Regions from separate parts of the Mus musculus genome. Here all the other regions are linked to region 3. A link is a loop called in an ENCODE intact Hi-C map of the cell type or tissue named here. Cell type or tissue: heart. All regions are shown on one strand. Region 1 holds the start of Neurl2 (neuralized E3 ubiquitin protein ligase 2). Region 2 has its middle 6.4 kb from the start of Slc12a5. Region 3 overlaps Ncoa5 (nuclear receptor coactivator 5). Region 4 has its middle 12 kb from the start of Zfp335. Region 5 holds the start of Zswim1 (zinc finger SWIM-type containing 1). Region 6 holds the start of Zfp335 (zinc finger protein 335). Region 7 overlaps Mmp9 (matrix metallopeptidase 9).

The links. A loop is a pair of places that touch in the nucleus more often than their neighbours do. Peaks named below come from ENCODE experiments on the same cell type or tissue, not always from the same donor. Only the 100,000 strongest peaks of a DNase experiment are listed, where the experiment ranks them.
Region 1: it touches region 3 in a loop (2.6-fold over the local background); 6 of 42 quality-filtered maps call a loop at or near these places.
Region 2: it touches region 3 in a loop (4-fold over the local background); 15 of 42 quality-filtered maps call a loop at or near these places.
Region 4: a loop joins it to region 3, with 4 times the contacts of the local background. A loop is called at or near these places in 12 of 42 quality-filtered maps.
Region 5: a loop joins it to region 3, with 2.9 times the contacts of the local background. A loop is called at or near these places in 6 of 42 quality-filtered maps.
Region 6: it touches region 3 in a loop (2.6-fold over the local background); 12 of 42 quality-filtered maps call a loop at or near these places.
Region 7: it touches region 3 in a loop (4-fold over the local background); 15 of 42 quality-filtered maps call a loop at or near these places.

The regions. Positions count from the first base shown.
Region 1 is chr2:164,831,104-164,835,103 of GRCm38, forward strand. It overlaps Neurl2 (neuralized E3 ubiquitin protein ligase 2), which reads right to left and starts at 2,493. Exons shown (of 2, transcript NM_001082974.2): 1 at 1,596-2,493. The coding sequence starts at 2,337. It overlaps Ctsa (cathepsin A), which reads left to right and starts at 2,670. Exons shown (of 15, transcript NM_008906.4): 1 at 2,670-2,747; 2 at 2,927-3,105; 3 at 3,217-3,328; 4 at 3,595-3,645; 5 at 3,735-3,821. The coding sequence starts at 2,694. In heart, CTCF peaks have their summits at 1,750, 1,951, 2,722 and 3,588; DNase peaks (open chromatin) are centred at 1,758, 2,528, 2,658 and 3,718; H3K4me3 peaks cover 2,847 bases; H3K27ac peaks cover 2,469 bases.
Region 2 is chr2:164,959,566-164,963,565 of GRCm38, forward strand. It overlaps a transcript of Slc12a5 not described here. Among named protein-coding and RNA genes, the nearest start is that of Slc12a5, 6.4 kb to the right of the region's middle. In heart, a CTCF peak has its summit at 2,425; a DNase peak (open chromatin) is centred at 1,336; H3K4me3 peaks cover 1,362 bases; H3K27ac peaks cover 1,057 bases; H3K27me3 peaks cover 1,853 bases.
Region 3 is chr2:165,030,757-165,034,756 of GRCm38, forward strand. Ncoa5 (nuclear receptor coactivator 5) reads right to left here. Exons shown (of 8, transcript NM_144892.1): 1 at 3,927-4,000. Among named protein-coding and RNA genes, the nearest start is that of Ncoa5, 2.0 kb to the right of the region's middle. In heart, a CTCF peak has its summit at 1,971 (motif pointing left); a DNase peak (open chromatin) is centred at 3,535; H3K4me3 peaks cover 1,704 bases; H3K27ac peaks cover 1,245 bases.
Region 4 is chr2:164,922,234-164,926,233 of GRCm38, forward strand. No RefSeq gene overlaps it. Among named protein-coding and RNA genes, the nearest start is that of Zfp335, 12 kb to the left of the region's middle. In heart, no CTCF peak of the experiment used is centred here; a DNase peak (open chromatin) is centred at 2,428.
Region 5 is chr2:164,821,203-164,825,202 of GRCm38, forward strand. It overlaps Zswim3 (zinc finger SWIM-type containing 3), which reads left to right. Exons shown (of 2, transcript NM_178375.2): 2 at 1-925. The coding sequence ends at 487. It overlaps Zswim1 (zinc finger SWIM-type containing 1), which reads left to right and starts at 1,484. Exons shown (of 2, transcript NM_028028.2): 1 at 1,484-1,998; 2 at 3,480-4,000. The coding sequence starts at 3,628. In heart, CTCF peaks have their summits at 1,573 and 2,296; a DNase peak (open chromatin) is centred at 1,759; H3K4me3 peaks cover 1,583 bases; H3K27ac peaks cover 966 bases.
Region 6 is chr2:164,908,045-164,912,044 of GRCm38, forward strand. Zfp335 (zinc finger protein 335) reads right to left here and starts at 3,706. Exons shown (of 28, transcript NM_199027.2): 1 at 3,473-3,706; 2 at 2,578-2,828; 3 at 1,162-1,399; 4 at 111-188. The coding sequence starts at 2,778. Zfp335os (zinc finger protein 335, opposite strand) reads left to right here and starts at 3,389. Exons shown (of 2, transcript NR_166490.1): 1 at 3,389-3,706. In heart, CTCF peaks have their summits at 1,716 and 3,301 (motif pointing left); DNase peaks (open chromatin) are centred at 1,777, 3,287, 3,567, 3,817 and 2 weaker places; H3K4me3 peaks cover 2,538 bases; H3K27ac peaks cover 1,753 bases.
Region 7 is chr2:164,951,038-164,955,037 of GRCm38, forward strand. It overlaps Mmp9 (matrix metallopeptidase 9), which reads left to right. Exons shown (of 13, transcript NM_013599.4): 8 at 70-225; 9 at 1,383-1,716; 10 at 1,818-1,957; 11 at 2,227-2,377; 12 at 2,482-2,585; 13 at 3,736-4,000. The coding sequence ends at 3,869. Among named protein-coding and RNA genes, the nearest start is that of Mmp9, 4.8 kb to the left of the region's middle. In heart, CTCF peaks have their summits at 910 (motif pointing right) and 2,402 (motif pointing right); a DNase peak (open chromatin) is centred at 2,364; H3K4me3 peaks cover 784 bases; H3K27me3 peaks cover 4,000 bases.

The sequences.
Region 1 (4,000 bases), 200 kb before region 3:
CTGAGTCTGCCTGGCGGGGCTGCTTGTATAGCTGACATAACACCTCTTTCTGAGGACTTTGATCAGACCTGTTGCCATTATAACACAGCCTAACTGACCCTCCTCCCTTCACTCAGCAGCTTTCTGTCTGCTTTGCCTATGCAACCACAGCACAGTAAAATAGCAGGTTCCAGCTCAACGAATTCATGACGCACGACCAGAGGTGTAAGTGAAAGGTTCGCTGAGCGACAATGAGCTAGACCTCTTTTTTTTTTCTCAAGACAGGGTTTCTCTGTATAGCCCTGGCTGTCCTGGAAGTCACTCTGTAGACCAGGCTGGCCTCGAACTCAGAAATGCCTCTAACTCCCAAGTGCTGGGATTAAAGGTGTGTGCCACCACTGCCTGGCTAGACCTCTGATTTTAAAAGCTGTCAATCCGAGTCTCAGTCAATCCAAGGCTACTCAGAGAAACCCTGTCTCAAAAAACCAAAAAGAGCCGGGCATGGTGGCACACACCTTTAATCCCAGCATTAGGGAGGCAGAGGCAGGCGGATCTCTGAGTTCGAGGCCAGCCTGGTCTACAGAGTAAGTTCCAGGACAGCCAAGGCTAGACAGAGAAACCCTGTCTTGAAAACAAACAAACAAACAAAACAAAACAAAAAGAAAGAATTTCTCAACCTGGAGTTTGTGACAGCTCCAAACCCACATGTCCAAATCTCAGAACATTTTTCTAAGGAAAACACACAACACATAGCTGAATGTGGTTAAAGGTGGCGGCTCATGGCTAATCCCAACCATCCCCACAGGCTGAGGCAGAAAAGACTGTAAAAAGTCCATCCGGAGCCTACCTGGGCTACTTACTGAAATCCAGAGCAGCCTTGTCTCCAGAGTAAATTAGTCTCAGAAAACCAAAAATAAATAAACGCACAAAATTCTCAACAAGTCTCTGGCCTAAAATCAGTTTTAGAATCCCTGTCTTCCGGGCTGGGGCGTGCATGAGAACCTGACTTGGTTTCCAGGACAAAATTTAAAAACCACAGACTTGGGCTAGAGTGATGGCTCACTGTTAAGAGCACTGACTGCTCTTCTAGAGGTTCTGAGTTCAACTCCCAGCAACCACGTGGTTACAACCATTTGTAATGGGATCTAGTGCCCTCTTCTGATGTGTCTCAAGACAGCAACAATGTATTCCTATACATAAAATAAATATTTTTTTTTTCTGAGACAGGGTTTCTCTGTATAGCCCTGGCTGTCCTGGAACTCGCTTTGTAGACCAGGCTGGCCTCGAACTCAGAAATCCGCCTGCCTCTGCCTCCCGAGTGCTGGGATCAAAGGCGTGTGCCACCACACCCGGCAATAAATATTTTTTTAAAAGCCCACATCCACATCGTCCAAACCAAAAGGAACCTGCAGGGTGTCTCAGTCAACTAGGGGAGATGAATATACCAGGCGGGCCCACAGCCAAGGTGTGATGTGCGTAAAATCACAAGCTGGTGCCCAAGGCAGACCGTGCATCTTCAAAACTAGTTGCAAGGCCTTATTAGCTGGCTGTGGGGTCCTAGCAGGTGTCCGTCCCTACACTGAACCAGAAGGTCACTCCAGGGGTGGGATACCTACAGCCATACTCCAGCTGGACCAGACGCACGCTCTTGGTGGAAGCAAACACATCTACCACAGCGTAGAGGGGCTGAGCAGCTGGCAGCCCCCGGGCGCTAGGGCCCATGTCCTCCCCGTTGATGATGATGTGCATGTCGGCGGTCCCATCCTCACGGGGGCAGAAGAGAACACCCAAGCGGCTTCGGCGCGCTGTAGGAGGCAGCACGTTTTGTTCATAGAGCTGATCTAAGAGGTGGCTATAAAGCCCTGGCCGGCTGCGGCCCACCAGACGGTCCCGGGGAATTCGGAACTGCTCGATGCGCAGATAGGGTTCAACCAGTAGGGCTTGGGGACCACTGGGGACCGCTGCCTCCGCTTCTGGTTGACCTTCCCGGGGCACACGGTTGTGGTGGCGTGTGATAGCGAAGACCCAACTGTGGCCAAGGCTGACCAAGTCAGGCAGTGAAAACTCGGGTACAGCGGCCAGACTGGCGGGATCCAGAGCGGTCAGGCCAAGACGTAAGTGCCCGCACCAGCCCAGCTCTTTTTCCTCAATTTCCACTAGAAATACCTGGCCGGGGGCCAGGGGCTCACGACTGAAGCACACACCGTGGGCGAAACTCTCCACGCGTGTGGCTCGCGTTCCTGAGGGGTCCATGCGGATGTTGGCTCCATGCACTTGGTGGAAGCGGGTGGGAGGGGGCTCTGGGCGCGCAGGGCTCCGTGGGCCACCCAGTCCTACGTGTTCGGAGGGAGCAGCCATCTCCAAGCCGTGCAACAGGGCAGCTCATGCCAAGGGCTATTTTGGGCAGCGGGCTCAGATTGTGACCGCGGGGGCGGGGTGGATGAACCATGTAAGGCATTTCCCCCTTCTCTAACTTCCCCCAGCTCTGCCTGGGGGTCCTAGCGCCGCTTTCTCGCTTGTCACCAGTAAGGGGTCCCCAGGAGCCTGGGGAACCCTTCTGTCAACACCAAGATCACCTGATCTCTGGCACCCTGACTAATAACCTTCAGGGCCACGCACTTTGACCACTCCCGACCCTCAGGCCCACAGATTAAAAAAGTGAACAATGAGCAAACTGTCACGTGATGCAGATGCTCACGTGACCAGAGCTACACATGACTTCCAGTCCAAAGGCGCCTCCTGGAGAGCAAGGACGCAAGGAAGCAGAGGTACGGAGATGCCCAAACTGGTGGGCAGCGAAGGTGGCTCTGTGGCCCGGAGTTGGATCCGAGCGGGGGCTTCTCCCGGAGATGTGCGCCATCGTCTCCCCAGGAACTGCTGCACCGAAGCGCAAGGGATCTGGGGGGACTGGTAAACAAACATCCTCCACCGATGCTTCCTCCTGCAGATGCCCGGAACCGCGCTGTCTCCACTGCTCTTGTTGCTGCTCCTGTCCTGGGCGTCCCGGAACGAAGCAGCTCCGGACCAGGATGAAATCGATTGTCTCCCCGGCCTGGCCAAGCAGCCCTCTTTCCGGCAATACTCCGGCTACCTCAGAGCATCGGACTCCAAGCACTTCCACTACTGGTGCTTGGCTTGGCCCTAAAGTTCCTAGGAGGGCATGATAACTGGACGAGCGAATTCTAACGACCCCAGGCAGGACCTGGACTCACACCAATCCTTTCCTATCCTTCCCAGGTTTGTGGAGTCGCAGAACGACCCAAAGAACAGCCCCGTGGTGCTTTGGCTTAACGGGGGTCCCGGCTGCAGCTCGCTCGATGGGCTGCTTACAGAGCACGGCCCCTTTCTGGTGAGTTGACCACTATCCCCCTCCCCCATGAGAGAGGGCAGGAGACTAGTTAGAGACAGCTCAAGGAAAAGGCAGGAAGGGGAAGGGGAGAAGGAACCTGTGGCCTAAGTTTGCTTTCCTTAACAATTCTGTTTTATGTGGTGGCCCTTGCCCTAACTTTCCGTACCTCTCATGGAGTGTGAGAATACGGAAACGCACTGTGGCTCTTTCTCTCCACCCAGCTGCTAACCGGCACCCTCACAGGCCTCTCTGTCTTTCCTCCCCAGATCCAGCCAGATGGTGTCACCCTGGAGTACAACCCCTATGCTTGGAACCTGGTACTCCTGGAGCTGTGGGTCTCTTAGGGATGTCTGGGTACTTGAAGGGTTGGGGACCCCCTCTTCTGCTCATTCCCTCCTCCCCCTAGATTGCCAACGTGCTGTATATCGAGTCCCCAGCTGGGGTGGGCTTCTCCTACTCGGATGACAAGATGTACGTGACCAATGACACAGAGGTGAGTCTGTTGCCTGACCACCTGCCCCATTCCCCGTTTCCCCAGAGATGGCTTGATTAGGAGGAGAGCATGGCCTCAGAGTCCACTTTGAGCCCTGTCATGTGCTCTGGTAAACTCAACCAGTCCACTTCCTCTTATACAAAATAAAATGGGTTGAACTCATTATCTCTGAAGCGCTT
Region 2 (4,000 bases), 71 kb before region 3:
TTTGTTTAATATCAGCTTAGAAGTCCCAATCCCAACCATCCCTGAGGAAAGTCAGAGCAAAGGCTGGAGACAGGAACCTGGAGGCCAGAACTGAAGCAGAGGCCATGAAGGAACACTGCTTACTGGCTAGCGCCTCATGGCTTGCTCAGCCTGCTTTCATATAGCACCCAGGACCACCCGCACAGGGGTGGTACCACTCAAGAAAACGACCCACAGCTTTGTCTACAGACCAATCTGGTGAAGGCATTTTCTCAGTTGGATTTCCCGATTCTAAAATGACTCTAGTTTTTGCCACGTTGAAATAAAACTAGCACGCACGGGGCTGGAGAGATGGCTCAGCGGTTAAGAGCACTGACAGCTCTTCCAAAGGTCCTGAGTTCAATTCCCAGCAACCACATGGTGGCTCACAACCATCTGTTATGAGATCTGGCGCTCTCTGCTGGAGTGTCTGAAGACAACTACAGTGTACTTACATATAATAAATACATCTTTAAAAAAAACAAACAAAAAACAAGCAGCACGCACAGCCTTCAAGAGGTTGATTGCTCTGTCTTTCTCATGTCTATCACATTCACTCAATGCAGACACAGTGGCCATCCTTACTGGTTCGTGAACCGTCCAGGTTCCTTCTCACCCCAGGCCTTTGTCCTTGTTACTCGAGAATGCCTAGGCTTAAACTCAGGGTCCTGTGCCTGCCAGGCAAGCATCCCTCTACCGAGCTCTATCTCTAGACCCACGTATTTGCTGCTGCTTCTGCTGAGTTCTTCTTCCCAGAGACCTTTGCGTCGTTAGTTCTCATTACAAGTGAGATCTTAGCTCAAGTCTTATGCTTTCTGGGACCCCTTCTCTCGGGTCACTCTCTAGTTCTCCTCATCAGTGGCCCCAATTTTCCTTCTTCAGATATGGCATAGTCTCATATCTACCTATTTGCTCACACACTTCCTCTGGTGTCCTCCTTAGAACATGAGAATCAGGAAGGCAAGTAAGCAGTTAATGGTCACTACTGTACGGGCAGAGGTCTCTGTTGCCTATAACAGTGATCCATCAACTTGTGCTGAGTGAACGAGCCCAGGTGTTCAGGAGAACCTAGCAGAGGTGGGGAAGTCCTCCGTGAGAAATGACTCATATATGGGTGGGCTCCTCAGGGGCTCTTCTGGTGAAACTCAGAGTCCGGGGCCACAAGGAGAAGTGGCCAGATTGGGGAGGTTGGGCACAGCGGGCACTAGGACCCGGCGCGGCGCGCGGCAGGCGGGGAAGCTCTTGGCGCTCCAGCAGCCCGGCTGCGGCCACTTGTGCGATCCCGCCGCCCCGCGCGCCATGAGCCGCAGGTTCACGGTCACCTCGCTGCCCCCCGCAGCGTCCGCCGCCTCCGCTGACCCAGAGTCCCGCCGGCATTCGGTGGCCGATCCCCGCCGGCTCCCGAGGGAAGACGTCAAAGGTAGAGGCCGCGGGGGGGGGGGGGGGGGCGGGACAGCTGGGGGCGGGGCGAGAGGGCGGGGCCACTGCAGAGTGGGGCGGGGCCTGGGTTGGGCGAGGGGGCTGCAGGGAGCGGACAGTAGTGCGGCCCCAAGGACTTGGGGCGCCCTAGAGGGAAGGGCGAGGGGGCGTGACCGGATCCTGGTGGGCGGGGCCACAGGGGAGCAAGTAGGGTCAGGAAAAGAGCCTGGGCAGGGGCTAGGGAGGAAGGGGCGAGCTGGAGGCTGAGGGCCTGGGTCTGGGTCTGGAGGGAAGTAGGCCCAAGCATTAAGGAGGTGGGGACCTTGAGGAGAGGGAGTGGGACCAAGGAGCGGGGACTATGAGATTGGGGTGTCCAGAGCTGCGGTGAAGCAGGCCTAGGTCGATTTGGGGGGCCAAACAGAACGGATTGGGCTGGGAGGATCAAAGGAGGACCAGGTTGGGTGGGTGGGGTCGCTGAGGCAGAAGCTACGTTAACGGATCCTTGATGCCCAGCGGATTCTCTAGTCTTCTGTCTCTTCTTAGAGAGTCGGAATGCCTGGGTATCCCCTAAAGGAGACCGCAGACAGGGAAATTAGTTTGAATCGTAGGCAGTTAGGTCTGGGAAGGATGTCAAAGGACCCAGTCCCAGTCCTTGGGCATTCATCTCCGTCTGAGGGAGGAGCTAGCTGAGCTGGAGATGGGGGTGCAGAGTTCAGTGATCTTGTAATGAAGTCACACTCAGCTACACTGGAGAGGGCCAAGGGATCCTTCTGGCTCTCTGAAAAGAAGTGACATCCTGGTTACAGAAACAATCCCCTCTGCAAGGGTCACTTCCAGGGTTTTCCCCTCGTCCTAGCTCTGTGCCATTCTCCTTTGGAAGGAGAGAGGGTCGAATAGGCTTGGAGCGGCCCCAAGGCCGGGAAAAGATGAGAGAGAGAGAGAGAGAGAGAGAGAGAGAGAGAGAGAGTTAGTTCCCTGGTCGCTAGGGGTCGCTCATGAGCCGCGGGTGAGCTCGCATTGCCTGGAGCTAACAAGCCTGTTTTGGGGGGTTTCCTTCAGATGGTTCCTCAAGGTATGGACAACTCCAGGTCTGGACTCCCGCAGGTTCCAGTCAGGTGACCCAACCACCTCACGGATTGTGAACACTCGGGGTTCTTCCTGCTCTCCCTCTTTGCTGTCACTTCCCTTGTTTCTCCTTTAAAAAAAATGGCTCATCAAACGGCTCAGAATCAAAAATTTCAATACCTCATCACTGTTTTCTCTTCTCATCAAATCCAATCGTTTCTCGTGATTTGGCCACTGACCTTCAAAACTGATCCAGAGTTCTGTTACATTTCTCCTCTTTGGTCACCACCCACCCTCCTGGTCCAAGCCTGTAATGTTGCTCACACATCCAGGGCCACAGCCTCCTCTCTGCTCTCCCGGCGGCCAGCCAGGTCTACCCATCCCACACTAAGATGTCCATCACTATCGGATAAAGGCCAAACCCTTCAGCCTGTCGTTCAGTTTCCTTCTTCATCTGCATCTGGTATGTCTCATCCTGCTTACCCCACCCCCACCCTGCCCCACTTCCACAAGCTGGGAAAACTCCAGCTCATTCTGTAAGTTCTAGCTCTCGTCCCACTGCTTCTGCTATCCCTTTCACTTTCCCTTGCTCCCAGGAAGAGGCCATCATTCCCCTTCAGCCTGTCCATCAGAGCACATTTCCAGAGGATGCTGGTTCAAGCACATTAAAGACAGAGGCCGTGTCTCTTTCTCTCTGTGTTCTCAATTCTAGGCCCAAAGCCTAGCAGTGAGTGACCAGTGCTCATCAGAGTATGTGGCTCTAAATCTTCTCCGTCTCCTCCATGTTTGCCACCTCTCCTCCTGTTCCTCAGACCTTGGCCAGGGAATAAGATGTTGGGGACTCGTGTCCCAAGGTGATGGCTCAGTTTTTCCGTTTTACACCCTCCAAACACCTGCACCACTGAAGTAAAATATAGACCTGGAATTTGACTGTCCAAATTGTATGTGGGAAGTGTGTGGAACGTTGTGTGCCTGTGGTTGGGGCTGTGTGCGCATGTCTTGATGTGACTATCTCTCGGCAGCTTGCGTGGCCTGTCAGGTACTCAGTGAGTTCTTACATGACACACTGTCCTGCCAGTGTGTGTGACAGCCATGGCAGTGTGTCTGTTTCCCTGTTTGCATCCTTGAGGTCACTCAGAGTCCCCTTTTGCCATGATTTGGGTGACTTCCTTACCACTCAAGCCCTCAGATGACCTCAAGCACATCCCGCATGAAGGTCACTGAACTGAGAATTAGATGAACACTCCCCGGGGGACTTAGCATCTGCTATCTTTTCCACAGCTGCTTTTGTGTCAGTCTTTAGACATAAGAGTCAGTCAGTCAGCAGCCCAAAGAGATGCTCTCCCCACCTCTGTCTCCAGGCCCAACGGGAGCGGTGACAGCATGTATAAGGCCGGGAGTGCCAATGGGGAGAGCTTGGCAAACCACACGTGTTGTGAGCATCCTGTTTTACAGTGGGCCCAGGAGATAGGATTTGCCCCTTGGCGTGTCACCTGCT
Region 3 (4,000 bases):
TTTTGAAAAGCCGAAACAAAAAAATGGCATCAGCTTAGTAGTTTAAACTAGATTCTCCTTGGCTTTTTGACTAAGTTGTAGTATAGTCTAAACTAGAGAGAATATGAAATATTTAGAATGCCTGTGGACCTTTTGATAACTAACTCTTTACATTCAGAAAAATGCCTTTTCCTAACAAGGAATGTCTACAAAGATCCCAATGTCTGTTTGATAACTTCAGATTTACTCCACTTTGATTTATCAGTGTGGATGTGAAAGTAGATATGTGGCCATTTTAATTTTTTCCCAAAAGTTGCATTTAGATAGTAGAACAAAATGCTTCAAAGAGGACCCCAGTAACAAAGCAATAACTCCTAGCTATGGCTTGGAGAGTTAGCAGTCTGCACTTCATTGCCAGAGAGCTGGATAACATGCTTCAAAAACAATAAACTCAGTTTGTTGCTGGAATTTCCAACTCCAATAAGCCCATATAAAAACACACAATCCAATTATTATAATTATATGCTATAAGCCTAGATTGGGCAGATCTAATACTAGCCTAACTTATTCCCCAGCTATAAGACACTTTGCTACTTGCAGTTTCTCCTGGCCAAGTGGTTCTGGTCCATCATGGCTTCTTCCTCCTCCTCCTCCTCCTCCTCCTCTTCTTCTTCAGTCCCCTCTCCTTTCCCTCTCATCCTCTTCTACCTGCCCAATCACAGGTGTTTACTGACCAGTTCAAATGGAGAGAAGGCTCACAGGAGATCACTTGATGGGCTGCTCTCAGAGGCAACCCCTTGGGGAAGCAGAATTAACATCAGAATACAAACAGCATCTGGATGACCCACAACAGTATATTAAAGGAAAGCCATCAGATCGTCTAGGATGTGGACCAGAGAGCCCATAACTATGTAGTTAACTAACTTAGGCCTCTGGAAATCTGTGCTGATGGTCCTATTTCTTATGGAAGTCACAGTGTGATTACACTTTACAGTTTTCAGGGATTGTGTGTTTCCATGTTTTAGCTACTGTCACATCATTTTCTTTCTGACAGTTAATGTTTGTGGGTTATTTCTAGCTGAACAGGATTTAGGGAGACTTCCAAATAAAGGGCCTAACTGTATGTTATACTGCATAAGCTGAAGGAATAAACAGGCTATTGGAACCCTGGTACTTACTGCCTTATTACCCTTACCTTTCATTAAAATGTCTATCAGTGAGAGTAACAGAGGATCATCTCCCATTGGGCACTGCTCTTTTAGCTATCTGACAGTTTAAACTCTGTTTAAGCAGAATAGTCTAGCCAACAGTATATGCTGTTCATAGAACAAATCTTTTAACACACACACACACACAAAACATTTGTTAAAAATACTTTTAAAGAGAGCTTTAAAAGTATTAGCCTCAAAGACTAATCATTCATAAAACACAGGAAGCAATAGAGTAGAAAGAATTCTTCTTTGGGGGAACATTGAACTGGAAGAGTTCATGGGAAGACAAAGGGAAAGTCATAATGAGATTGCTGTCATCTCTGCGACATACTTGCATGAGGTTAGCATACAAAGAAGCCTCAGAACTCCTGTACTGTGGATACTATACAACATAGCTACTTTTTCTTTTGAAATCTTTCATCTCCAACAATATCTTGAACGTGTTCTTGGGCAAGAAATTTTCAATTTTACTGAGCTCTCATTTCTGTATATGCACAAAACTTTGTAACACATATAACACCACCAATGCACCCATCTTACAAACCAACTTAGAGAACAAAAGAGTAGTATTTACCATGTGCACTGCTAGCTGAGGATTCCCTTTGCAACTAAGCACCAATGGTGAGTTTAGAAACAGAGACAACATTTGTCACGTGGGGAGTCAAAACCTGAAGAAAACTGAAGGGCACATTCCAAAGGTTTCCTTTTTGTAAAAGGTTTTCCATTCTTAAATGCACAGGTGAATTCAGTTCTCACAGTGCAGGAAGCTTTTAAAGGCACTGCCATCTGCAGGCCGCAGGCATGGAATGCCTGGAATAGTTATTTACAATAAAGTTTCAGAGCAAAGCATTGTTTATTTAGCTTGGGGCACTGGTAGATGAGGCTCCACTTGCTGATGTTCGGAAATGGGACTTCCAAGTCAAATCAAATTTCCCTTGCTTCTTTGTACATTATTGCTCCTGAGAAGTTTGGGACCAATGGATGATCTTATGTTTAGTTCTATTCTGTGCTCAACCTGAGGTCAGCCCCCCAAAATACAGACTTCTTGTCATACAGCCCTTGGTGCTGGGGTATCTGGAATGGTCCAAGTTGGCTTTTCTGAATTTCCTTTCAGAAAATAAAGTAAATCTGCTCTCACACTTTTTAAAAACTGAATTTATGATCAGATAGCTAATGGGACATGAAACTGCTGATATCTAGAAAAATACCTTCCATTTAGTCTTGCAATGTGGTTGTTTTGCTAGCACATTATACAAGGAGAAGCAGTCTCCTATGTTTCGGTAGAGACTAATGCATGTCTAGGGGCTCAAAAAATATATGAAAGAGGAAAGACGAGCTAAATGGAAGAGACAAACCAAAAGGAAGGCAGGCATGCACGCTAACCATCAGTCAAGTGGTCTCCAATCCCCACAAGGCAAAACTAGAGCCTTGTTCCAAAATGTTGATACAAAGTTGCTTTTTCACACTCAGACAGATACAAGTTTAAGTGTTCTGTGGTCAAAAGCCACATCAGGGTTTGCAGAAGCATCCTTTCATGAACTTTCAAGGTGGCTACCACACCACAATACTGTAAGAAAGCGAGGAAACACACCCAGTACATCTGAGGGATGGTTCTTGCAGCTCCTGAGATTAGCGCTTCTAAAGGACAACCTTTTACAATGAGAAAGCTCAGAATATTTATCATCACCCTGAAGATCCCGGGACACCCCGGGACATTGCAATGGGAGCTGGAATGCCGCAGGGGGAAAAATTCCATATACAGTGAAAGACATAACATGACAATTAACCCCGTACTCCAAGGGCAGCGGTTCCCAAAGCCTGGAGCGCACAACTTCAGGAGGAACAAGGACACAAGTGTTTATTTTAATAGACAGGTATTTATTTTTTTTATGAGCGTTAGAGAAATAACTGGCTTTCCATTATACCGTTTGGGGTTCAAAATTTCCGCCTTAAACAAATGCATTTAAGGAGGGAGGGTCAGAGTCAGTTTAAAGAAAAACATTTAACATTTGGTATCTAGTACAGATGTAGGCGGACTTGTAAAGGTGCAGCGCGAGGGACGGAAGCTGGGGAGACGTGGTCCTAAGCAAAGCCCCTGACCCGCTACCGGGGTGCGGGAAGGGCCCTGGGAAGCCAGTAGGTTCCGGCGCCGTGTCCGTACGAACCTCCGGCACAATTTCTCTCGCCCGGTTCTCCGGGCCTAGGGTCCACGTCCATAGAATGGGCGAGCTGTCACACAAGTTGACATCTCGAGAATACGCCCAGGGCGACAGCGCTCCCTAGGCTGCTTGGCGCCTGGACACCGCCGCCGAGACCGGTATCCTGGACCCGGGTTCGAAGCCCTCCAGTGCCACTGACTCACAAGAGCTCCCCTCGCCCACCAAAGCCCCGGGCGAGCGACTTCACAGACTCTCGAGTGCAGGGCGTGCTCGATCCTACAAAGAAGCCTCAGCAGCTTGCGACCGAAACGGGCCGCGGTGCCCACCTCAGCGCACGGTCAGTCGCTCGCTCGCCTACTTGGGTCCGCCAGACTCGGGTCTGGGCCGGACCGGACCGGACCGGACCGGAGCCGGAGGCAGCCGCGCCCCGCTCCGGGGCATGCGCAGCCTCGCGCGTGCCCGGAGAGCAGGCCGCGCGTCGAACGGGCCCTCCCGCCTCAGCGTCCCCGTCGCCCCCCCAACCGCCTGCCCATCAGTACTACGCCTCGGCGGACGGCCACCGCTCCCCGGCACTCACCGCTACCGGCGTGGCCGCCTCCCCGCCGCTCCTCCGCCTCAGGCCCGCCGCTGCCGCCTCGGCCTCTGCCCACC
Region 4 (4,000 bases), 110 kb before region 3:
AAGAGCTGAGTCCTGGGCTCTGTGGTTGAGCCAGGCTCCACACTGGGGTGGGGCGGCGGGGGGGGGGGGGTCTCCTGACGTCCCCTCTGCCCCCTTACTTCTAACCCTTAGGATGACATTAATGTATCAGATGGCATCTGCAAAAGTTAAGTGATGAACATATGGGGCTCCCATTTGCTCGGTAACTACACAGAGTAACATCTCACTGCTGAACAGGGAGCCTGGACCATGTCTGCTTTGCAGTAGCTCCAGACACTGGCAGAGTGGGGGGTCTAACCCATCTCCACTGAGTCACCAAACAAGGACTGAGTTAGTGACATGGTGACATTATTCTGCCCAGTGCTTCGGGACCATCTATTCTGCCCCAGATACCACAGAATATCAGCCCAGTCCTGCAGTGTTACACGGTTCAGGAGACCACCTTGGAAGTGAAGGTGGGAACTTCTGGACCTGTGGTGACACATGAAGTTGTGTGACAGATGCTGAACATACTGTGCCAGAGACAAATGAAGAGCTCTGAGAAGGGCATGCTCACTGAGGCTGTGCAAAGGTGATCTGCATTCGGGACCCTCTCTGTCCTCCAGCACCTGGGGCCTCGTACAAGCTGCCTCCAGAGGCTATCGGTGACTTAACACTATCAACCCGACAGGAGGCAAGCTGCCTGGTAAGGAGGTCTGGGCATGCCTGCAAGGGATTGTCCTGGTGAGGTGGACAGTACCATTGTCTGGACAAGGCCTTGAACTTCATACAGAGGAAGAAGGTGACTGAACAAAAGCATCCACTCCCTTCTTCTTCCTAACTGCATGCAATGTGACCAGTTGTTCCAGATTTTTGCTGCCTTGGCTCCCCACGTCCCAGGATTGACTATATCTCAGACTGAGCCATAATGAAAGTCAAGTTGCTTTTCTCGGAGTGTTTTATCACAGCAACACAAAAGTGGATAAAACAGGAGGATGGATGTCGAGGCCAGGCTGAGCGGCAGCATGGCACGGGGCCTTTGACAGCTGCTCTCTGGCCTGGAAGCAAGTGGCATTACCTTGGAGCCAGGGTGGATAGTCACAAAGACAAGATAGTGCAGGGAACTTCAGCAAGGCACCAAGGATGCACTGGGCCCCAACTCCAGCGTCTACCTTCAACACAAAGCTCCCTGCATTCTGGTCATGTGGCTCTGAGAGGGTCAACCTCTCAGGTCAGTGTCCTCATGTGTCACACGCAGGGCCATCACTCCTGCTCGGTTGTCATGGCATTACACGAGACAATGTGGGGAGACAGAACTGGGTCAAGTCCAGGCCAGGCTCCAGTGCTAATTAGCTCTGTGACCTAAGTCATGTCTCCTGTCTGAGCTTTCTTTTCCCCATTCAGATATTGGCCACTGCCTGTCTCATGAGCACTTGGGGACACAGTGGCTAAGGAGTGGCTGCTGGTACATTTATTTGCCTGGGCTCAAGGCAAGCCCTGTCACCTTGATTGGCTTAGTCTCTCTGTGCCTGTTTCCTCTCTGGTAAAGTAGGGGTTAACATAAGTCCCTCTGCTCCATTGAGCTGTGACATTAGATGCTACAATCAAGAGAAAGAAGGTTGGCTAGGTTCTGGAGAGATGGCTTAGTGGTCAAGAGCACTGGCTGCTGTTTTGGGTTTGATTCCTAGCACCCATCTGACCAGTTCACTACCATCTCTAACTCCAGTTCCAGGGGATCTGATGTCTTCTTCTGCCCTTGGTAGCCCCCAGGCAGCCACATGGGGCACAGGCATGCATACAAGTAAAGTATTCTGTTTTGTTTTGTTTTGTTTTGTTTTGTTTTGTTTTGTTTTGTTTTGTTTTTCTAGACAGGGTTTCTCTGTATAGCCCTGACTGTCCTGGAACTCACTTTGTAGACCAAGCTGGCCTCAAACTCAAAAATCTGCCTGCCTGTGCCTCCTGAGTGCTGGGATTAAAGGTGTGTGCCACCACACCCGGCTAAGTAGAGTATTCTTAAGTTAAATAAGTAAATTAAAAGAATGTAGCCTGTAGCCCTCCGCAGCAGCACTCATTAGCTCCAGGTCTGGCACCTCACAGGGACTAATCCTGGCTGCGTGCTGGGTACGCTTTCAGCAGTTTACACTTTACCTCTTATCCTCAAAGCAGGCCTCTGAACTGGGTGATAGACTGTTTCTATTTTGTTCCCGAAATTGAGTCACCCAGAGGTCCAGTGTCTTGCCAGAGGTCATAGAGTGATTAGTGGACAGTCTGAGTCTAGCAGAGTCCTCGCCATCCCTAACAAGGGATCCAGAAATGGGAGCCATTAGAATATCTGTGTTACGGTTTTGGATCCAGGAGGGAAGGCAATTATTCATGTCTCAGTGGAGTAGGGCTTAAATGAGCCCTAGAGGCAGATCTCATGGAGGGATGCCAGGTCTGTCTGCTCACTTCCCTAGCCTTACAGCAGGGGGAGCCCGCTGACTCTGCCTGGAGACCTGGTGTAGGTCCAGCCTATGGGTCCTGTGAGCACTGGAAAGTGCCAGCTGAGAGTAGGTAGCCAGTGCAAAGTCAGGGTGATACAGGCTTGGGTCTGAGCGGCAAGGCACTCGCACAGGTTTCATGCATCCCGGGGCAAAAGATTGGGCCAGAAATTCATGGTCAGATATAGGAATAGAGCTGTTTATTTAAAAGGGGAAAGCTAGAGAAACAGCTGAGCAGTGGAGTGCATAGGGCTCATAGCGACCTTAGATTTCAGCCGTGGGCTCACAGCAGGCTCCAGAGGACCTAATGCCTCCCCTGGCTTCCACATGCACTCCACCCATGGGTATAAACTCAGATAAATACATTACACACATACTTTCTATTTTAAAAAGCTGCCAGCAAATAGAGTTTCAAAAAGAGGGCACTCCTGAGAAAGGGAGTGGACAAGCTAGTGAGCTGGAGAGGCAAGCATATGCTCAAATTTGCCGGGCTGCGAATCTATTCACTGTATGTAGCCCACGTTAGGGGAGGGCTTCCATTCTTCCTAGGCCAAATGGCTTCTTTAATGTGTTGATGAAATATATATATAATTTTTTCCAGGCATGGTTGTGCATGCCTTTAATCCTAGCACTTGGGAGGCAGAGGCAGGCAGATCTCTGTGAGTTCAAGGCCAGCCTGGTCTACAGAGTGAGTTCCAGGACAGCCAGGGCTACACAGAGAAACCCTGTCTCAAAAAGCACCCGCCTCCAATCACGTGTGTGTGTGTGTGTGTGTGTGTGTGTGTGTGTGTGTGTGTGTGTCACTGTGTGCTGTGGAGGTCAGATCTTTCTTTTTCTCTTCTGACCATGCTTGCTGACAAGGTCTTGACCAGCTGAGCCATCTCACCAGAAGTTTGTTCATCTTTTTTTGTTTTATTTTGTTTTTTTGAGACAGGGTTTCTCTGTGTAGCCCTGGCTGTCCTGGAACTCACTTTGTAGACCAGGCTGGCCTCGAACTCAGAAATCCGCCTGCCTCTGCCTCCCGAGTGCTGGGATTAAAGGCGTGCACCACCACACCCAGCTGTTAATCTTGATGTATTTTCTTCAGTCTCTACTCCCCTGCCACGTAGGGTGGTAAGTACCCTGCATTCCCCTACGGTCTGTCGGGTTGCCTTGCATACACCTTCTAGGCCCTCTGTGCGGTTATCGGACTCTTTTGGGTATAGACTGGGAATCGGAAACTCCAAAATTTCAATGAGACATTGCAAGGGAATGAACATCAAAAGATATGAACACAGCACTCAAAACGGTAATGTTAAAAAACTAATGCCATCTCAAGCTTGGTGCGAGAGCCTCCGTGTTACAGATGCTGAGGCGAAGCACCACGATCAAACCAGCTTGGGGAGGAAAGGGCTTATTTGACTTCCACATCACTCTTCATCATCAAAGGAAGTCAAGACAGGAACTCAACCAGGGCAGGAGCCTGGAGGCAGGAGCTGATGCACAGGTCATGGAGTGTTGCTTACTGGCTTCCTCAGTCTGCTTTCCTGTAGAATCCAGGACCACCAGCCCAGGGGTGCCTC
Region 5 (4,000 bases), 210 kb before region 3:
GCTAGAGAACTCACACCAGGTGAGCAAAGATGGCTGTAGCTGCAGCTGCTCCTTTCAACAGTGCTACCATCTGCCATGCCGCCACATTTTGGCTCTGTTGCATACCAGCCAGCAGCCAGTAGGGGAAGCCATGGTGTGCTGCCGGTGGCAGAAGAAATACCAGCACCTCCTTGACCCCAATGGGGAGCTGCAAGACCGTGGAATCATCCCAAACACAGATCAGCCTGAAAAGCAAGGTCAGAACCACATGATTCGGGACCTAAGCAGGGAGCTGGCAAACCTGCTGATGCAGACCGAGGGGCCAGAGCTGGAGGAGCGCTGCTCCACCCTGCGCAAGATTGTGGACATCTGGGCAGACCCCTATCAGCTGCCTGAGTCCAGTCAGCAGCCAGTTGACTTCAGAGACGTGGGCTGCCTCCCTTTCCTCTGGGGAAAGCTAGAGGAAGCAGACAGCCCCCCTCTTGCTGAAGCCATGGTTCATGATTGAAGTGTTTGTACTAGTGAACCCATCTCAGAACCACCTTGGGACAGTTCAAAGTGGTGGGTCAGACTGTAGGTCAGTATTTTTATCAGTGTCTTCCTAGGTAAGGGCTAAGAAGATCTTAAAACTCGGGGGAGAGGGACTCCACTGTGACAATCCTTTGACCCTGCCTCATTTCAGCCCTACCTTTGGCGTTCTGTAGACACCTTGTTCATTGTTCAAAGCCAAAGTTATTCCATATGAAAGGGCATGCTCCTTTCTTCCCAGCCTACACAGACGAACCCTTGCCCAGGTTAGGATAAACACAATGGGCCCGGAAAGGAGCTTTGTGTCCAGAGACAGAGGGGGAGGAGGGTAGCCCTTGATTGTCAACTGTTGCTGCTCTTTAGAAAATACCTGTTACGTATTTTTATTCACACTAATAAAGTCGGTTTTTGTTTTGTTTCACGTTTGTGTTTTTTGAGACGGGGCCTCATGTAGCCCAGACTAGCGGCCTCAAAACGTTGTCATTTTAAAGGAACCATGAATGTTGTCTAATGGGGTACTTGACATTCAGAGGGTTAGTAATGCACCCCCATACTCTGCCCTCTTCCTACCAACCTATCCTACAACACAGATGGTAGCTTGTCTTGTTCATTCTGTCCTGTCAGGGACCAGGAGGAAAGACCGACCTAAATCCTAGATTTTACTGCAAGCCACTTGCTGGGACGCTGTGGGCAAATTCCTAATTTAAACTTTTTAATTTTATTTTCGAGAGAAGCCTAGCCTGGAACTTGATGTAGACCAGGCTGGCTTCTGCTTCCCCAGTGCTAGGATTAAATACGTGTGACACCACACCCAGCTGTTTAAGACTTGGTCCTACTAGGTTGCCTGAGTTAGCTTCAAATTCTTGATCCTATCTCAGACCCTGAATAACCGGAATTACAAGCCTCAGTTTCTCCACAAGGCAAAGAATGCAGGATTACATTTGCACCTTTTTCCACCATTCTGTATCTACGGAGCTTGACAGCTCGATAGCCGACAAACTAAATGTTGTCCGTATAAAACACTGCTCTTTTTTATTTTTATTTTGGCCTTTAAAAGGTGCCGCCTTTCCAGCCCCCTAGACCGAAGGGAGGCTTCGCCCTCGGGCGGCCTGTTCCGGGCTTGAACATCCTTCCACAAGCTCTCATTGGTGATTTCTGGCCGAGCCTCTGTAACCCTGGCAACAGCCCCGTCCAGGAGCTGCCAGTCCAGGATTGGTCCGTAACTCCCAAGTTCCACAGCGAGCTCCTTTGGTCTGAGTCATTGTGAAGCTGGCGTGGTGATTGGCGAGGCTGGACGTCAGTCAGTCGGAGGCGGGCCCAGTGGGAGGAATGGCTGCCGCGTCTGCCGGTGCGCGAATGGTCTCGGCCGTGGAGGCGTGAAGCCGGGTCTCAGCGACTAGTGCATTCAGCTTCCACCAGTGGAAGGTGGATTTCGGCTCCGCTGGGCTTGAACACGAACCTCAGCCTTCCGCGTCCCCCACCGGTGTTCAGGTGAGGTCAGAGGCCGCCTTCCCTTCCTGATCCATAATTTGGGACTCTATAGGATGCCATCAGGATCTGGAGCCAAAGCTCGGCTTCCAGCTGTTGTAATGATGGACAGATAGCCTATGCTTTCTACCTCAGTCTTTCATGTGTCTTTGAACCTGAGTCTTTCATCGGCGAAATGGGGACAGTGAATGGAGCCAAATGGGAAACATTTGCATAAAGCATTACATCCAATCAGGATATGTGTAGGCGCAGGAGAGGTTACACACATGCTAGCCCCCTTAAAGTGAAAGGAATTGCCGGCCAGTGGTGGCGCATGCCTCTAATCCCAGCACTTGGGAGGCAGAGGCAGGCAGATTTTAGAGTTCGAGGTCCACAGAGTGAGTTCCTGGACAGCCAGGGCTATACAGAGAAACCGTCTCGAAAAAAGCCAAAAGAAAAAAATAAATAAAGTGAAAGGAATCAAGTTTCAGAGAAGGCAATTGGCTTGCTCAATATTTCACAGCAAATTTTGAGCAGTTTTTTTTTCCTGGTATATACCAGGACCAAAGAAAAAGTTGGTAAGAATTATAAGAATTTGTGAACAGAAAGGCCATGCAAATATTTAGAATGATTTTTAAAAAAGAATTAAATGTTGACACATGCCTTATTTGCAGCACTTGGAAGCTGAGGTGAGAGGATTGCTGTGGACAAGTCAGAGCTACACAGCAGAATCCTTCTGTAGAAAAAGAAGGTCCACATGCCATATGGGTTTTTTTGTTTTGTTTTTTGAGACAGAGGGGTACTCTGTGTAACAGCCCTGGCTCGCCTAGAACTCACAGAGATCAGCCTGCTTCTGCCTCCCAAGTGCTAGGATTGGCCATGTGTTTTCAATCCTCTATACTGCCAGTGAGCTATTATGATCTCCTATTGTCTAGAATGACCTTGAACTGACCCTGCTGCCTCCACCTCCCAGGTGCTGGGATTACAGGTGTTGGTGCCACACCCAATTCCCTAGTTCTTTTGTTTGGTTGGTTCGGGATTTTTGCATGCATGAGTGTGTGGTGGTTGTTAGGGGTTTTGTTTTTGTTTTTTGTTTTTTTAAGACAGGTTCTCTCTAAATTGCCTGTGCTGGTCTTGAGCTGATCCAGTGACGCCTGGTGACGCTTCTGTCTCAGCATTTTAGGTAGCTTAGATCACAAAGGTACACCACTGCATGTGACTTCCTGCCCTTTTTAGTTCCTGGGCTGGCTTGTTATTTATCCCTCATATCCGGGGAAATCTCCCTCAGTGTCCCACTGTAGCCCATGTGCCTTGCCCTCCGCAGCATGCTCTCTGGCCTCTTTCTCATTTTTATGGTTTTTATAATCAACCAATGTGTCCTTATGTGCTTGTTGTATATCTGCCCCTGGAAGATATATAGTGTTTGATAAGTGTTGAGATATTGTCCAGATAGATAGTTAAAAACCCAGGTACCTACTCTCTTAAGTGTCTCTTCCTTTCCCTAGGCCCATCCAAAACCGTACCTAAAACTACAGTCTAGCTTCAAGCATCAAATTACGTGGCACTTGAGAAACGTAGTGCTTCCCTGACGGCCGTCGATCTTGCAGAGGAAGGATCCTAGCCTGGGCTTTAGACGCTTGCCAGCAGCACTCCATGGCCCTCACGATGCTGAATGGTCTACTCATTAAGGACTCCAGCCCACCTATGCTGCACCAGATTAGCAAGACTCCTCAGCTAGATGCCTTCAACTACCAAAGCTGCTTCATGCAAGACCTCTTTGCTCATTTCCCTGAGGTCTTATTTATCCACCGGACCTATAACCCAAGAGGCAAGGTGTTGTACACCTTCCTGGTAGATGGACCCCGGGTCCAGGTTGAGGGTCCTCTTGCCCGAGCTGTGTACTTTGCCATCCCTACCAATGAAGATGCCAGAGGCCTGGCCCAGATGTTCCAGGTGTTCAAAAAGTTTAACCCAGCATGGGAGAGAGTCAATACCATCCTGGTGGACCCCCACTTCCTCCTGCTGC
Region 6 (4,000 bases), 120 kb before region 3:
AGGCCATCTTGTCAGAGGCCAGGGCAATGGCTAACCCCCCAGGGTCATATGGAGTCTTGTCTTTTGCCCCATCCACTACAGGCTCCCAGGAACTGCTAGGAGTTTTGTACCGTCATCCGGGCCTTGCAGGATCAGGTACTGTGTGGTCTCAGCTCCTCCCTCTTCACCACTGGTCACAGTGATGCAGCCTGGCAGAAAGGGTGGAGGGTGACACTCTCAGAGGGACCTTGACAATAGGCCCACACCCTTGAACTCTACTTGGCAACTGGAGAGCACCTTGGACATACCCACTGCAGGCTGGTGTGAGGCCTGGTGTAGGTGACGTGCTAGCCCAGTCACCAGGATGCCAGCCAGAGCTACCCTGGCGGACAGGGTTTTGACAAATGGGCCAAGTCGTCCTTTATCCTCTCTAAACTTCCTCAGGACACAGATCCTGCAGGTACCATGTCTCAGAATGCTTCTCAGACCATACCAGAGCTTTGTGGGATTCTAGTGCTGTATGCAAGTCCCTAACCTAAAGACCCAGCACAGTACTTAGCAGCTTGAACAAGGGGTTACCTGTCTGAGTTTACTGCCCAGGAGAAACCTCCATTTACCAGTGTCACTGTTACCCAGTCATTTTTTGGTGTCTCTCTCTCGTGCCTTATAATTCTCATATGGACCAGGTTAATGGCAGCCATCTCCTCTGGAGGTTACTGGAAGATCTGCCCCCTCTTATATGTCAAGTGTTCATAACTACCCGCAGTACAAAGCCAGCTACAACTGTTTCTACGTCTTAGAATTAGTTACTGCTGCACGTACTTCATGCGTGTATATGGGCATGCGTGCGGAAGTCAGATGACAACTTTTTGGAGTTGGTTGCTTCATTCCACTGTTATGTGGGTTTAGCGGCAGTCACCAGGTCTACCTGACAAGCACTATCACCAGCTGAGCCATCTTACTGGCCCCAGCTACAACTCTCCCTACTTCTGAGCACTGTGACATCCTGGCATCATACTAAGAACTTACAGTGACGTTGTACTTGATACTTGTGTTGTTTCCCACTAGGAGACAGTTGTCAGTTCCCTTTACACACTCCACAGTCAGGTAAGTTCATCTTCACTCATTCATTGACACAGATGGCTGTGGGATTGGACAGGGCCACACCCTCTCCCTACTCACTCTGGATGAGGTCTGGACCAATGGTAGATTCGATGATCTTGTCAATGGCAGAGCCTAGGTCTGAAGAGGAGGCTGTGCAGTCAGACACCAGCATGCTGGGGTCTGGGAGAACACTGGAATGCACCAGAGCTGGGGGGCCACCAGGCATCTCTGCTACTGGTCCCCGGGACACAGAAGATGAATCAGGGAGGCAGCCATGAGGCAAAGGGTCTGTTGAGATGCTCTCAGATACCTCCTCCTAGGTGTAGAAAGCAGAGGGCAGTTCAGGAGCCAGGCGTGAGGCAGGACAGAGCAGCCTGTAGATACCCCAGAAACAACAAATAAAGCCACCCACCCACATTTCAGCCTTACAGAGGCCCAGGAGGGTTCTCCTGTGAGGGCCCACAGATATAGTCAGGAACTACCCCAGGGGGGAAAGCAGCAGCTCTCTAGACCACAGGCCACAGCCAGGAGGCACAACTGTCACTGGGCTTTTGCATCAACCACTCCCCCTGCTGCACTCTCTTCCATGATCACTACCCAGCTTTCTCACAGCCATTTAGGCACTGCCCCCTCTAGAGGGCAAGCTGGACCTTACTCAGGACCTTTCTGCTCCTGCACACTTCCCTTCAGAGACCAGTCACCTCACCACACTGGAATGACAACAGGTTGGGTCTACTCTCTGAGAAGAGAAGCTTTCCTCTATGGACCCAGTTCCTCAGCACAATCCCAGCCCACCCCCGCACCTCAACATTTTCCACACCAATCTGTGTTCTCTGCAAGGACCTGGACCACACCTGTCCTGTCCCTAGCAGTAACCCTGTAATATAGCATAAGTTAGACCCCCAGGGTAGGCCCACTTCTGCTGACATAATGAAACCCTAAACTGCACACCCAGGGCCACTACTTCATATCTCCATCAAGTGGAGTCCAGATACAATCCCCATCTCGCAAAATTACTTATGAAGCTACCAGAGATGACTATGTTTCTAATTTTCACTTAACAGAGAAGATGAGGGCTAGAACCTGGGTAACCTGCTCAAATCACAAAGTAATGGGTCAGGAAAACATGGCTCAGTTTCCCCTTACAGCCTAGCACCCATAGAACCCGGCCCTCCCGTTCCATTTGACAGATGGGAAGACTAAGATAACTGAGATGGATCAACATTTGAACCGGGCTCATGGAGCCTGAGGGCTCTGGGTAAGACCATGGATAATTCTGGCTCTGTCGATAGCAAGCACGCTCTGCCTCAGTTTCCCTTTCTGAAGATTCTGGAAACAAGTGGTTTAAGTATGTCTCTTAGCCATGGGACTTGTCAAAACCGACCACAGCAGTTTGGCATGGCATGGCTTGGCGTCTGCCTCAAAAACAGTTATTTTCTACAAGTAGGCTTTGCTGACGGTCCCCCTGCCCACACCATCCACACTGATCCATACCACAGAGTGGTTGCCACCGTCCGAGCTCTGCCCGACGCCAGAGTCGTCAGCCTCCGTTAATCCTGGGACGGTCGCAGCGTCGCTGCTGTCCGCGGACACAGCTTCCGAGGTGCACACACCCAGGCCGCTCTCAGAAGGCTCCTCAGGCTGGCCGGGCCGAGGGGCCGCGTCGCTACTGCTCTCCACCTCGTTCTCCTCCATTGGTTCTGGGGACCGACTGACAGCGAAGCGCGGGGTTTGAGGCTTTCACTCTGCTGGGCGATACGACCATGGTTGCAACAAGTGGTCCACCTTTCGGGCCCGGCCAAGCAGAACCCACCCAGATGCACCGGTGTGCCCATTCTGCAGATGCAAAGACTGAGCATCGGACTAGATGGGACGGGGTTTCCTGGAAAGGGAACCTTCCAGAAAAGAATAGGGACGCCTGGCCTCTCAGGCTAGGACCCTTTGGGAAGAAGGGTGGTCCCGGTGGGTGATCACGGCTCCTTGCTCCTCCCAGAGGCATGAATCGACCCTGGGCGGACACAGCGGCCCGGCGCTCCGGCCCCCGTGTCCCCTCGGATGAGGAGCCGGTGGTACAGCCCGCAGGCCCCCGGGGTCAGTGGTTCACTCCCCCTCCCCGGACTCCCCTGCGGAGGGGGCTGACAGCGACGGTCGCGGGGCCTGGTGTCTCGGGGCTGTCCCCGGCGCTGCCTGAGCTCCAGGCCCGGCGCCATCTTGTGGCGGCGCTGGGTTTCCGCTCAGGCAAATGCGAGAGCGGCTAAAGGGCCTGGGACCCCGGGGCCCTGTTCGGACAGCCCCGCCGGCCCGGGAGTCCGCCACCCGGCAGCCTCGCGGCAGGGCCCCGGTGCACGGCAGTGTGCGGAGGGGCAGCCCGCCTCCGGCTGCCGCTAACCTGAGCCTCTGGCTGCTGTGTCGCTCTCCGACTCCGGCATCGACGAGGTCGCCATCCTCTCACCCCCGTCGCGGAGGAACCCATCGGCCGCCCTCGAACCGGAACTACTTCCGCCGCCGTCCCCCCGGGAGAGAGAGATCTGCGGGGTTTCAGAAGGCCTCTCGGAGGACTCAGAGCCGTCGTCGGGTCCAGGAGGACTCTAGAAGTCACATGCTGCCCGGTGTTAGGGCTGAGGTCAGCTGGGTACGGGGACTACTTTTTCGTGTGGCGGAGGGCTACACGGGAAGTGGCATGACGTCACGCAGGTCCCAGCCCGGACTCGCCGGACAAGGCGCGGCGGAGGCGCCCGGCTCTCGTGGGTGTGGCCCCCAGCGTCTAGCCACACCTCCAGGGGTCGCTTAGAGAACCGTCGCGACCTGGGATGGTTTAGAGGTGTCCAGAGGGGAGGGAACGTCAGTCATTTTCCTGGTTTTTCACCTGTAGCTTAAAGCTCCACTCGAGCCAGATCGGGTTCTCCCGGGTTGGGCT
Region 7 (4,000 bases), 80 kb before region 3:
AGTCACCTCCTGGCAGTCAAGGCGGAGCAGCCAGGGCTGGTGGCATTTCAGACTCCTTCTACCTTCCAGGGTACAGCCTGTTCCTGGTGGCAGCGCACGAGTTCGGCCATGCACTGGGCTTAGATCATTCCAGCGTGCCGGAAGCGCTCATGTACCCGCTGTATAGCTACCTCGAGGGCTTCCCTCTGAATAAAGACGACATAGACGGCATCCAGTATCTGTATGGTGAGGCTGGGGGACAGAGACGAGGAGCAGAGAGAAGGATGTGGCTCAGCTGTAGGAAGAGGAGAGGGGAGAAACGGAACCTCAATATCTATCTGGGTCAGGGCCTGAGTGCCCAGTAAGTGGAGATGGCACTCTAGGCCCGGGTTCAAAAGCCAGCCCAGGGCTGGGTGTGCAGCCTAGTGGTTAGATTACATACTGAATGATGCAAAGCAGACATGAGGCCCTGCGTTTGATCCTCCTCAGCAAGAAGGGTCAGCCAAGCCACTTCATAGGTGAACTTAGTTAGGTGTGTCACTTCCCTCCCATATAAAGTGGCGGCGTGCGATAATAGCGTGGCTCTCATAAGGCTTTGATAGGGTTAACTGAAGTAGAATGATGCCTGACTTTATTAAGTGACATTTGATTGTCTTGTCTTGTTTTTGATCATCATTAACCTTTGAAAAATGGGGATATTTGCTGGGTGGTGGCATAGCAAGCTTGTGATCCCAGAACCCGGGGGGATTGCGACAAAAAAGTTACCATGAGTTTTAGGCTAGCCTGAGCGATACACTAAGCTCCAGGCCAACCTGGGCTACTTAAAGCTCTGACCCAAAGGAACTTCCAAAGATTAGTTGATTTATATTTCTATGGGTGTTTTGCCTGAATGTATGTGCACAAGGTATGTGCAATGCCAGCAGAGGCCAGAAGAGGGCGTCAGATCACTTAGGACTGGAGAAGCAGATTGTTGTTAGCTGCCATGTGGGTATTGGGAAATGAACCCAGGTCCTCTGGAAGAGCAGCCAGTGGTCTTAATTAACTATTGAGCCATGTCTTCAGCCCCCAAAGGAGCTTTTAAAGGCATAGCAGGCCAGGAATGTTTGCCCTTAGGAGTCAGAGGCAGCTCACAGCACTGTTTGACACAGTGGTCACCCAAAAGACTCTCTCCCTGCCTGACTCGGGGAAGGGAGGGACATTCTGCCTGTTCGGTCCTGAGAACCCAGTCCATATCTTCACAGAGCTCAGTTCTGGACACTTAGGCTTGGCATATGAGAAGAGGCTTGCTGCGTGTAGCCTCTAGCTTCAAGGGAAGACTGAAGGCACCATTGCTGGGCTTGGTGGTAGGCTGGGGCTACAGAGAAATGCTGACTAGTGTGTCTTATCTAGTGTCTTGTTTTTAGGTCGTGGCTCTAAGCCTGACCCAAGGCCTCCAGCCACCACCACAACTGAACCACAGCCGACAGCACCTCCCACTATGTGTCCCACTATACCTCCCACGGCCTATCCCACAGTGGGCCCCACGGTTGGCCCTACAGGCGCCCCCTCACCTGGCCCCACAAGCAGCCCGTCACCTGGCCCTACAGGCGCCCCCTCACCTGGCCCTACAGCGCCCCCTACTGCGGGCTCTTCTGAGGCCTCTACAGAGTCTTTGAGTCCGGCAGACAATCCTTGCAATGTGGATGTTTTTGATGCTATTGCTGAGATCCAGGGCGCTCTGCATTTCTTCAAGGACGGGTAAGCAGGGAGGGTGTGTGGGTGAGAGAGGGGGTTTGGAGAGGATCCTGCTTGCGTCTTCCACCAACTTTCTCGGGCCCTGATATTTCCTTTCTTCTCAGTTGGTACTGGAAGTTCCTGAATCATAGAGGAAGCCCATTACAGGGCCCCTTCCTTACTGCCCGCACGTGGCCAGCCCTGCCTGCAACGCTGGACTCCGCCTTTGAGGATCCGCAGACCAAGAGGGTTTTCTTCTTCTCTGGTTAGTTTGTGCCCCTCTAGCTCATCGATCCCTCAGTATCCGTCAGCTTAGGACAGACACCTAGTGTAACCCGTGAAACTGCGACTCCAAAAGAGCGCCCCTGCCCAGCTGATAAGATTTGACATTGGGGGGACGGACGGACGGACGGACGGTACTGAATTGCAATTCCCCTTGAGTAGCTCTGATACTTAGCTTCTCTGGCTCCTGCCTCCTGCCCTTCAAAGAGACTGTGCCACACCTTAGTGTCTACTGACCCTTCTCTTCCGCAGGACGTCAAATGTGGGTGTACACAGGCAAGACCGTGCTGGGCCCCAGGAGTCTGGATAAGTTGGGTCTAGGCCCAGAGGTAACCCACGTCAGCGGGCTTCTCCCGCGTCGTCTCGGGAAGGCTCTGCTGTTCAGCAAGGGGCGTGTCTGGAGGTAAGAGCGACCGAGGCCACCAGTAGGGGGAGCCCTAGCGCCACTCTCCCGCAGCTCTGGGGTGGGGAGCGGGAGAGGCTCATCGCTTGTCCACCTTCCTGCAGATTCGACTTGAAGTCTCAGAAGGTGGATCCCCAGAGCGTCATTCGCGTGGATAAGGAGTTCTCTGGTGTGCCCTGGAACTCACACGACATCTTCCAGTACCAAGGTGAGGGCTGCTGAGGCTGGCCGGGAAGGGTCCCTTCGTGAAATGTCTCCCACACTGGACTCCCTCTCTTAGCGACTGGCTAGTTTCTCAGCAGGAGAGAGCAAGCCCTTGGAGATTGAAGGGAATGTTCTAGATAAGAGCCATATAGAGAGCACCCCAAGTTCACACAGCCCGGACCTAAGGTCCGGATTGCTTGCATATCATTCTTTTCCGGGAACTCCAGTAGAGAACGCAGCTCTCTAGAAGGCTCGTTCCTTGATTATTAAACAGTAGCCAAGGGCCTATAATGTGCAGGACTGCCACTAGGGATACGTGGAGAGGCAAGAAAGTGTCTTTGGGCAAGTCACTACCTCTCTTGGGGCCTCAGTTTCCCCATCTGTAAAATGTATTATCTGGAGCTCTGTTAGGCTAATTCAAAGGCTCAAACCTCCCAAATGTATTATTTTTCAGCCATCTCCTTTATACCCTTCCCTCCAACCATACCGGTAACCCAGTAACCTTTAATATATTCTTCAAGAGTGGGGAGGGTTAGGAGAGGAGGGCAGAGGTTCTGACTGTGACCCCAAACGATACGAAGGTAGAAGAAACTCACACGGCCTTGCCTGTGTGTCCAAGTTCTCGTCTCCTCCCCGTTCTCTTGACATCCTCCGTGCTCCACCGAGGCTGGCTGCTCTTTGAACAGATCAAGGTCCTCCATCCCTTAAGGTCTTCGGGCCCGTTGTCCCCTATTTGGAAGACTTCCCACTTAAACTGTCACCGGGCTGCCTCTCTTCAGGCAAAGGAGAAGATTTAATTGGGGCTGGCTTACAGGTCAGAGGCTCAGTCCATTATTTTCATGGTGGGAAACGAGGTGGCACACAGGCAAACGTGGTGTTGGAGAGGTAGCTGAGAGCTCTACCTCAGCAGCAGGCAGCAAGAAGAGAGAGACACTGGGCTTGGCGTGAACATCTGAAATCTCAAAGCCCACCCTAGTGACACAGGTCCTCCAATAAGGCCACACCCCCTCCCACCTCATAAGTGCCACTCCCTATGGGCCTATAGGGTCCATTTTCATTCAAACCACCACAGGTGCTTGTAAAAATCTTGTTCCTTTTGTCAATGATGAGGGAGCAGAGGACTCAGCTTTCTTGTGTGTTCTTGTTTCCCGTAGACAAAGCCTATTTCTGCCATGGCAAATTCTTCTGGCGTGTGAGTTTCCAAAATGAGGTGAACAAGGTGGACCATGAGGTGAACCAGGTGGACGACGTGGGCTACGTGACCTACGACCTCCTGCAGTGCCCTTGAACTAGGGCTCCTTCTTTGCTTCAACCGTGCAGTGCAAGTCTCTAGAGACCACCACCACCACCACCACACACAAACCCCATCCGAGGGAAAGGTGCTAGCTGGCCAGGTACAGACTGGTGATCTCTTCTAGA